Linked DNA regions of Homo sapiens: region 2 is linked to region 1. Evidence: read pairs that join two places in POLR2A ChIA-PET (ENCODE). Cell type or tissue: endothelial cell of umbilical vein. All regions are shown on one strand. Each heading gives the region's core, and the rest is flanking DNA. Links, peaks and the distances in the headings are about the cores only.

Region 1 (4,399 bases), core at 263-4,262:
TCTTTGCATTATTGGGATTGTAAAGTCAACTACTTAATGGAAAAAATGAAGAAATTAAGTTAAATTTTCTTTATTTGCAAGCAACCAACGTTGAAAATGTAAATAAAAGCTGTCAGTTGAAAGATAGAATAACATTTACATTCTTCTCCTGGGAAAACATGAAAATTAGGAATTTGAGGATTCAGTTAAGGGAAAAGATAATGAAAATGTCATATATTTTCATATTGTATCCCAAGAGAAGTTGGGATTGTAATATTTCATATTGTATCCAAGAGAAGTTGGTCATCTTAAATTAGGTAACTGATTTATATAACAAACATACTTTGTAACATAGAATTATTGAGCATCTCCTGTGTGCCAGGCATCTTCTGTGTACCAGGCACTGTTTTAATGTTAATGATAGAAAATTTGATGCTGATGATACAATAGTGAACAAACAGACAAAAATCCCGGCCCTTGTGGAGATTACTTTCTGATGGAGATTACTTTCTAAGAGAATAAACCATAAGTAGGTTAAACATATGGTATGTTAGAAAATAATGAATGTTATGGAGCAAAAATAATTTATCTAATTTTGGTCATTGTAGAAAATAAAATAAGTAGAGGTTCCTCTTCAAAGGGACTTTCCTCCCAGTCTAATTGAGAATAGATAGTAACCTCTCTTAGAAGCAAAATTTACTCAAAGAATTGTGCTAATATTCTTAAACATCTGCTAGCTGTAATAAAGAAACCAATATACTCTGTGTTCTTAGCTCCCACATTTTAGCCTAGATATTTGCCCTGGCATCCCTGAACCAATCCAAGCAAGCATTAGGTCATAGCCTATTCCTCTTCCTTATTTGGAAGTGTTTTTGCCTCTCTCAGCATTCCACAAGTTACTTCCTCTCTTCCTTTGTTTTCCTCTGCCTTTGCCTCTTTTGGGAAGTTCTAAGTTGCTAGCCAGTTGGGTCAAGTACAGAATGTAAGGTCCCGTTCCAGCCAATGGAAATCGGACACAGCAGTAGGGTGGACATGTCAGGTTATAAATGACCCTGTCTCCTTTGTTCGTGTGTGCTTTCCTGGCAAGACTGCTAGCAAGCAGCACCCTTTCTGCAGAAAGTAAACTAGCCTTGCTGAGAGATTCTTTGTCTCAGTGTTGATTTTTGCAACACCGAGCACTAGTTCCCAACAATTTGGTGGCCCGTATGGGGAATAACATTCCCCTCTTGGATGGTGTTTGCCCCTCTCTCATGGGGAGGTGCCCTGCCACCCGTTGTTGCCGCGGCCCCAGCAGGAGAGCCGGGACCTACCTGGTGTGAGGAATATACTTGGAGTCTCAGCATCGGCGGGGAAAGAGAGAGGCTTGTGGGACCGTGGTGACCAGGTGACTCCGTGCGTGGGCCAAGGTAGGAAAAGCCGCAAGAGGGGGGCAAAGTACTTCCTTGGTGGTCAGCTTTTGGAGGATGAGTAATTGTGTGTATGTGTGAATGATTATCTGTGCTACGAGTCCTGCTGTTCGGCAGAATGTGTGAACACAGACGGAAACAATGTAAGGGACCTCCAAAAGGGAGAGGGAGGAAGGTTAACCTCTTGGGAAAGAGAATCAGCGAGACATCTCTGGTTTGAGAGATTGAGTCTTTTAGCAAGCTTTTAAAGACTGGACAGGTGAGAAATCTCCAGTCTGAAGGATCTGGGGGATTGGGCCTCCCCGGGAGAAAGATAGGTAAGACATCCCTAGTATGTGGGATTGGACTTATCTAGGATCAAACATGGGAAAAGGCCCTTGGCAAGCCTCCAGAGGAAGGGAGGATGAGAAGCCTCTAGTAGAAGAGGTTGAGCCCCCTTCTGTGCACCCAGGAGTGCTAGAAACCTCCAGCAAGGGGGGTTGAAAGCTCCAGGAAAAAGGCCTATTCTAGTTAGGCACCACCCCAAACCTTCAAGATAGGAAATATTCCGAGTAAAACAGGGAAAATAAAGAGCTGTGGCTACAGCAGTATTAGTTGAAGAAGGTAGAAAATTAACCTTTTGGGGGGAAATTAATTGTAAGCATGCCCCACCAAGTTAGAGCTATTGTAAATCAAAAAGCAGGAAGGTAGCTTACTGACTCCAGAATCTTAAAATATAAGGCTATTTTGCTAGGAAAAGATGATTTCATCTTGACTACTGATAATTCACTCAACCCAGCAGGTTTCTTGTCAGGAGACCCAAATCTTAAAAAAAAAAAAAAAAAAAAAGAACACTTGTGTCTAGGTTTGATTGACTACCAAACAAAAGTCAGGCCAGATCTAGGAGAGGCCCCTTTTAAAACAGGGCAACACTCATTTATAGATGGTTCCTCCAAAATAGTCAAAGGAGAAAAACATAACAGGTTTTCAATCCTTGGTGGAGAAACTCTTGAAGAAGTAGAGTCAGGAAGACTGCCCAATAATTAGTCTGCCCCAACCTGTGAACTGTTTGCATTCAGCCAAGCTTTGAAACACTTGCAGAACAAAGAAGGAACTGCTTATACTGATTCTAAGTATGCCTTTGGTGCAGCACATACAGTTAGAAAAATTTTGGGCTGAGCAAGGTCTTATTAACGGTAAAGACCAAGATCTAGTCCACAAAGAACTAATTGTTTGTGTTCTAGACAATCTCCAGTTGCCAGAAGAGTTAGCTATTGTACATGTCCCAGGGCATAAAAAGGACTTTTTTTTTTTTCACAAGTTGGGGAAATAACCAAATGACTTTGCAGATCAGATAGCCAAACAAACTGCTGTTTCTTCTGAAATGTCTTTCACTTAACTCCTTGCCTTCCTTCCCCTACTGTAGTCCCCATCTTCTCTTCCACTGAAAAAGAAAACCTAATAAAAATAGGAGCTAAAGAGAACACAAAAGGAAAATGGATATTACCAGATCAAAGGGAGATATTATCCAAACCTCTCATAAGGGAGGTCTTAACTACGGTTCTCAGAGTTTATAAGTGTATTGGAATTTATACCCTAGTCAAACAGGTCACAGACAATTGTCTAACATGCAGGAAAACTAATAAACAAGCCCTAAGAAAATCACCCCTTGGAGGATGAGATCTGGAGCTAAGACCATTCCAAAGTGTTCAAGTTGATTACACCGAAGTGCCTCCAATCGGTCGCCTGAAGTATTTATTAGTAATAGTAGATCATCTCACTCACTGGATCGAAGCTATCTCCTTTCCAAATGGAACAGCTAATAATGTAATTAAAGCATTAATTGAGAATATACTGCCCCTTGTGTTAATAGAGAATATTAACTCAGACAATGGAAACCATTTTATGACACATATTATTAAGAAGCTGGCCCAAGTGCTAGACATAAAATGGGAATACCATATTCCCTGGCATCCCTCATCCTCCAGGTGAGTAGAAAGAATGAATCAAACCCTTAAGAATAATCTGACTAAATTAATTCTAGAGACTCATTTACCATGGACCAAATGTCTTCCCATTGTCTTATTGAGGATCAGGATAGCTCCTCGAAAGGATATAGGCCTGTCTCCATATGAAATGTTATATGGATTGCCCTATTTACATTCCTAGCTAATGTTCCTATGTTTGAAACTAAGGATCAGTTCCTCAGAAATTACATACTTGGTCTCTCCTCTACCTTTTTTTCTCTTAAGATCAAAGGTCTCTTAGCACAGGTGCCATCACTAGAATTTCCAGCACACCAGCACCAACCCAGGGACCATGTTCTCATCAAAGGGTGGAAGGAAGGGAAACTTGAGCCCACCTGAGTAGGCCCCTATCTTGTGCTCTTAACCACTGAGATTGCCGTCTGCACAGCTGAGAAATGATGGACCCACCATACTTCAGTCAAGAAATCATCTTCCTCATCAGAATCATGGGTTACTATACCAGGATCGAGTCCTACCAAGTTAAAATTAAAGAAAGCTTAATTTTCATAACCTTGTATATTGCTTCCTTTCCTTTCCTTATTCTGTTACTAGCTCCTTTGTTATTAATGTAACTAAGTCTGACTCACCTCAGACCATTGCTTTTGATGCTTGCTACGTCATACCTTGTGGAGATGTGAAGGATCAATAATAGCTAGCCTTTTCACACAAATATTTATGCCCCAGCCCTCTAACTGACACAGTTACTCCTAGCACTCATCGTTGTGATCACCTGTAGCTGAGATGCCAATTTTCTGCTCCTACAGCCTGGCAACCTTGTAGTAGATGGGACTACATCCTTTGGACTACTCAGGAGCAAGGTTGGACTTCTAAGGAAGAGGTTTGTGCAGATCTAAAACCCCTCATCTATTTCACTAAAGGGACTACCCCTTCTCAGTCTTTCTCTCTATCAGCACCTCCACCTTAACTGACTCTAGACCTGCCCTTAGTTGCTTATATGGTATGGGGATTGATGTAAATGGGAAAGACCCCCTAGGCATTTTTAAGATA
Region 2 (4,399 bases), core at 92-4,091, 150 kb after region 1:
TTCCAGTGTGTTTACTTTTAACTACACCTACAACTAAAGGATAGTTATGTTCTTTGCTATAAAGTCATTCTGTGTAATTCCAACATTTGGGTTGCCTTGTGTTTAGCATTAGTTGATTGTATTTTTCCTTGACAATTCATCATAGTTTCTTGGATTATGTATAATTTTTTGGAGTATACACTACACATTTTTGATATTATTCTGTGAGATTGTAGGTTTTATTAAAAGCCTGTTGACAATGTTGTTTATTTATAATATGTTCCATTGCCAGCTCAATGGATAAGCCCACTGTAGCTTAACTCACCAGCTGATTATAACTAAAACTTCTAAACAAAATATAGAGTTATTGTTTTTAGCAGGTAGTTGACATATTTAGTAACTTATTAAAATTTTTCTTACCTTTTTGGTTTCAAAAGGTGATTAGTGGTTTTAATATCAGTTTAGTTTCTAAACCTTTGCTACATTGCTTTCAGCCTGTGCCACTCGTGTCACCAGGGATTAGTCAGAAACTAAGAGGTGGTGCTTTATATTATGGCTCAATTCTTGAAGTTTTTTCTGTGTTACTTTGGGGTTTTCCTATGCATTCACAACTCAGAGATGAGCTCAGGAGTTTAGCTAATTTATACATAGAATTAGGAAATTTCCTTCTTCTGCCCTCTTTTCTACTGGATTCCCCTACATTTTCTGTTTTGCAGGGGATGTTTTGCCCAATCCTCTGACCAAAAAGATTAGGTTTGTCTTGCAGTCTTAGGTGCCTGTGCTACCCCCAGATTTCTGTTATTGGAGTTCACTCTCAGGCCTAGTTCATGAAAGAAAAGAAAAGACAAAAAAAAAAAAAAAACTCCCCCAAAAATTATACTCACATGAGTTTCCTTTTTCAGTTTTGACTTTCCCTCTCCAACCTGCCTGCTTTTTTATCCTATTCAGGTAATTACTTTTTGTATTTTGTCTACAGGTTTTAGTTGTAATCAGTTAGGGAATTAAGCTATAGTATGCTTATCCATATTGGCTGGCAACAGCACTTTTTATAAACATAATTTTGGATGGTTACATTGTAATTCACTTTATGGATATTTTAAAATTTAAAATGGCTTCTCTATTTAGGAACACTTGAGTTTGTTCTTTGGTTCTTCTAAATAGCATTACAGAGAATATTATTAAAATAAACATTTCTCTAAATCTGATTATTTCTTTAAAAGAAGTTCTTATAAACCAAATCACTAGATCAAAACATAAGAAAGCATATAATTCACTAGGACAAAGCATTTTTACTGCCAAGGCACTTTGACTTTATCTTGGAAGTGATAACACATGTGCTGTAATGACATTATCAGTGTTGTGGTTTACACAAAAAGCTCTGGTGGCTAGAAGAATGAGCTGAAAGGGAAGAAGGAGGTGGAAAAATCATTCAAAAGTCAATTACAATGTTTTGAGTTAGAAACTCTAAGTGTACGAACTAAGGCATTGTTACTAGACATGAAGAGGGGGCAATGGCTCCTTTTTTTGAAACAGAATCTTGCTGACAGAGAAGATAGGATTTCAGTATAAGTCATGGATGACCTAGGCTTTGGATGACTCAGAGACCAAGAGAACAGGAGGCAGGATGAAGAATAAAAAGAGTGTACTTGGAATTTTGTGAGGGAAGTGGTTTTGCCACAGGAAATCCAGGTTTCTGTAGGAATGAGGAGCTAAATGGATCTTACGTAGAAGGCTTTAAGAAAACAAGAACATTTCTTTGAAATGGGGCATGATGGCATAAAATAAGATAAAAATAATCGAGGAGAAAACAAAAGGAAAAGAGGAGATCTAAGCTGAATAGAAATGAGGGTTTGAGAGGAGGTGGGTGATGACAGTAGAAAATCTGCAAGTTGATAGGAATGAAAGAACAAACTTAAGAATGAAAAACCTCCACTACCCAGTAGGTCTGCGGTCAGAGGCGGTTCCTTGTGAATGCCACTTTGTTCCCCAGATGACTGAGAAGGTCTTAATGCCTTAGCAGGAAGTCTGCCCCTGCCTTGTGGTGAGGTCACTGGCAGTTTACTTTGCCTCTTTGCAACCAAAATCTATCTTTGGTAACAAGCTAGTAACTACTTTTGGTTCCCAAACTCCCACCCTTCCCTACCTCAAATTGTGTAGCCTCCATCCCCATCCATAGGCTGAAGCCTCTGTTACTCACAAATTCTGATAGCACTCAAAGAGCTTTGAAGTCATCATCTTACAAGTTGTATGCTCTTCAGGAATTTGCTCAACCGCCTGTGGGTATTTCCTCATCTGTAAAATGAAAAGGCCAGATGAGTACCTCAAACATACTTTGTGGCTCATTTTGAAATTATAACCTCAGCATAATCATTTTTATAAATCTATATTGTATACATTTGGAGAATATAGCTAAAACAAGCAGCTTGGGGAATGACTCAGTGCTTGACCATAAAACCATTCTGTATGTGTCATTACTAGACTAAGCAACAGCTTGCAGGCTAAACTATGAATGTTAGACAGATACTTCTAAGGGGCAAACTGTGAGCTAGAAGTTGTGGATGTGGAAGGAGAAGCAGTGCTAAATCTTTCTGACCCAAGTTATAGTCACCAAACTGATGATTTTGGAATTAGCAGCTAATGGTATCTGTTTCTCAATTGAATAGTAAAATTGGTAGTGGAACCAGTGTGAATAAAATTCTGAATCTTTATTACCTAATACAGGTGCAAGTCAAACACAGACAGCAATTAGGAAATGATTGTGTGGTGAGTGAGTAGGGAAATAAAAATTATCACACTATTTCAGAAGTTAACAAAGTCACTTTGGAGGGCCTCATGAAGTATTCCTTATAGCTATACCAGGATGAATATTTAGGTTGTGGCTATGCTGGGTTTAGAATATTACGATGCTTTCAGGCCTCCTGAATGTCTTCCTAATATCCTGGCTGCATAGGCCCCTTGTTTAGGACTTTCCAAACCTCCCCCATGACTCAGCGACTAAAGGTATAATGCCTGGAGTACCCTGCTCTTACAAAGTGGCTAATGTTGATATCTGTGTATCTAGCCTATGCAGATTATTATTCATTTTGATTTTTATCTCCTGCCTATACCTAGAACTGCTTTTTCTAAAAAAAAAAAAATCACTGCATTACTAACATTAAAACATCAAGATATTTCAGATAAAATAGAATTCAGATGGAATTCCCTATTTTTTCTTGACAAATCAGAAGATCTGATAAGATTGGGTCTGTATTCTTACATACAAATAACTGTCTGGAGTTGCATAGTTTCTGCCATCTCTAGATCAATAGAACTCCTTCCTTTTCCCCAGAAAAAGCAGAGGCACATGTACTTTACTTATCTGCCAAACTCCTAAAGGAGGGTGACCACATTTCCTAGTCTGCCTGTAAGAATCTCAGTTTACTCTGTTGACCTATAATTCATTAATATTATCCCCTTTTGTTTTAAAACATGGCCTGGTTGGAATGAACAATTCAGAGGACTCTGAATCTGTACTCTCTAAGGAAAGCATGCAATCGACTATCAAAAATTGTATGCTTAAATGATGCTACTTTTTATTTCAGATAAAATTACTTACATAAAAACTTTATTAAGCATCCACTACTTGCAAAGCACTGTATTAGAAGCTGAGGATAGTGTGAGATCAAGAAGAGACATGATTTCTTTTCGTAATAATTATGGACTCTATTGAAAAAGATAGACAACTATAAAATAATTAAAATATGATTAGTAATAACTTAGAAAAAAGACATAGACAAGAACCTAATCTTATCTAGACTAACTAGAGGTGGCCTCTAGATAGAAGCTGAGACTTTACTTTTCCCCTCTCAGATTGGAGCAGAATAGAATGGGGAAAGTGTGCTCCAGAGAGGGAGAAGTGCATGCTTGAAGATCTAACACGATAATATGGCAGGTTCAAGGAAGAGAAAAATATTTCAGTGTCCCTATAGAATGGGTTGGTCTAGTAGGGATAAATGATGCAGGTAGGGATAAATGATGCAGGTGGGAACTCACAAGCTGTGTTAAAGGATTGTTCATTCATTATTAGGTCAATGGGCAAAGATTTGGGCAGGGTAGTGTTAATACCACATTTATGTTTAGGAAGATTATTCTAGATCAAGTATGCAGAATAGATGGAAGCATTAGGAGGCAGTTACAGTAATCTAGGGAGATAATGATGGTATGGCTTAGAATACAGTGAGATGGAGGGAAATGAGATCTAAGAAGTATTAAGGGGATAAAATTAGGAATATGCAGTAGTTAACACAAATATTGGAGATGAGGAGCAGGGAGGGATAAGAGATAGCTCTTAGATATATGGCTTGGAAAATGAAGTGGATGAAGCTGCTTTGCTGCCTTTCATTGAGATAGGGAAGATGATATATATACATATATGGAAGGA

The links. Peaks named below come from ENCODE experiments on the same cell type or tissue, not always from the same donor. Only the 100,000 strongest peaks of a DNase experiment are listed, where the experiment ranks them.
Region 2: POLR2A ChIA-PET joins it to region 1 with 11 read pairs; 2 of 35 experiments call an interaction of 5 or more read pairs at or near these places.

What each region holds. Positions count from the first base shown.
Region 1 is chr3:110,966,488-110,970,886 of GRCh38, reverse strand. The region is part of intron 2 of LOC151760 (putative uncharacterized protein LOC151760); the gene reads left to right. Among named protein-coding and RNA genes, the nearest start is that of NECTIN3-AS1, 100 kb to the left of the region's middle. In endothelial cell of umbilical vein, for the core only: no CTCF peak of the experiment used is centred there; no DNase peak of the experiment used is centred there.
Region 2 is chr3:110,812,298-110,816,696 of GRCh38, reverse strand. No RefSeq gene overlaps it. Among named protein-coding and RNA genes, the nearest start is that of NECTIN3-AS1, 260 kb to the left of the region's middle. In endothelial cell of umbilical vein, for the core only: no CTCF peak of the experiment used is centred there; a DNase peak (open chromatin) is centred at 1,606; H3K27ac peaks cover 1,935 bases.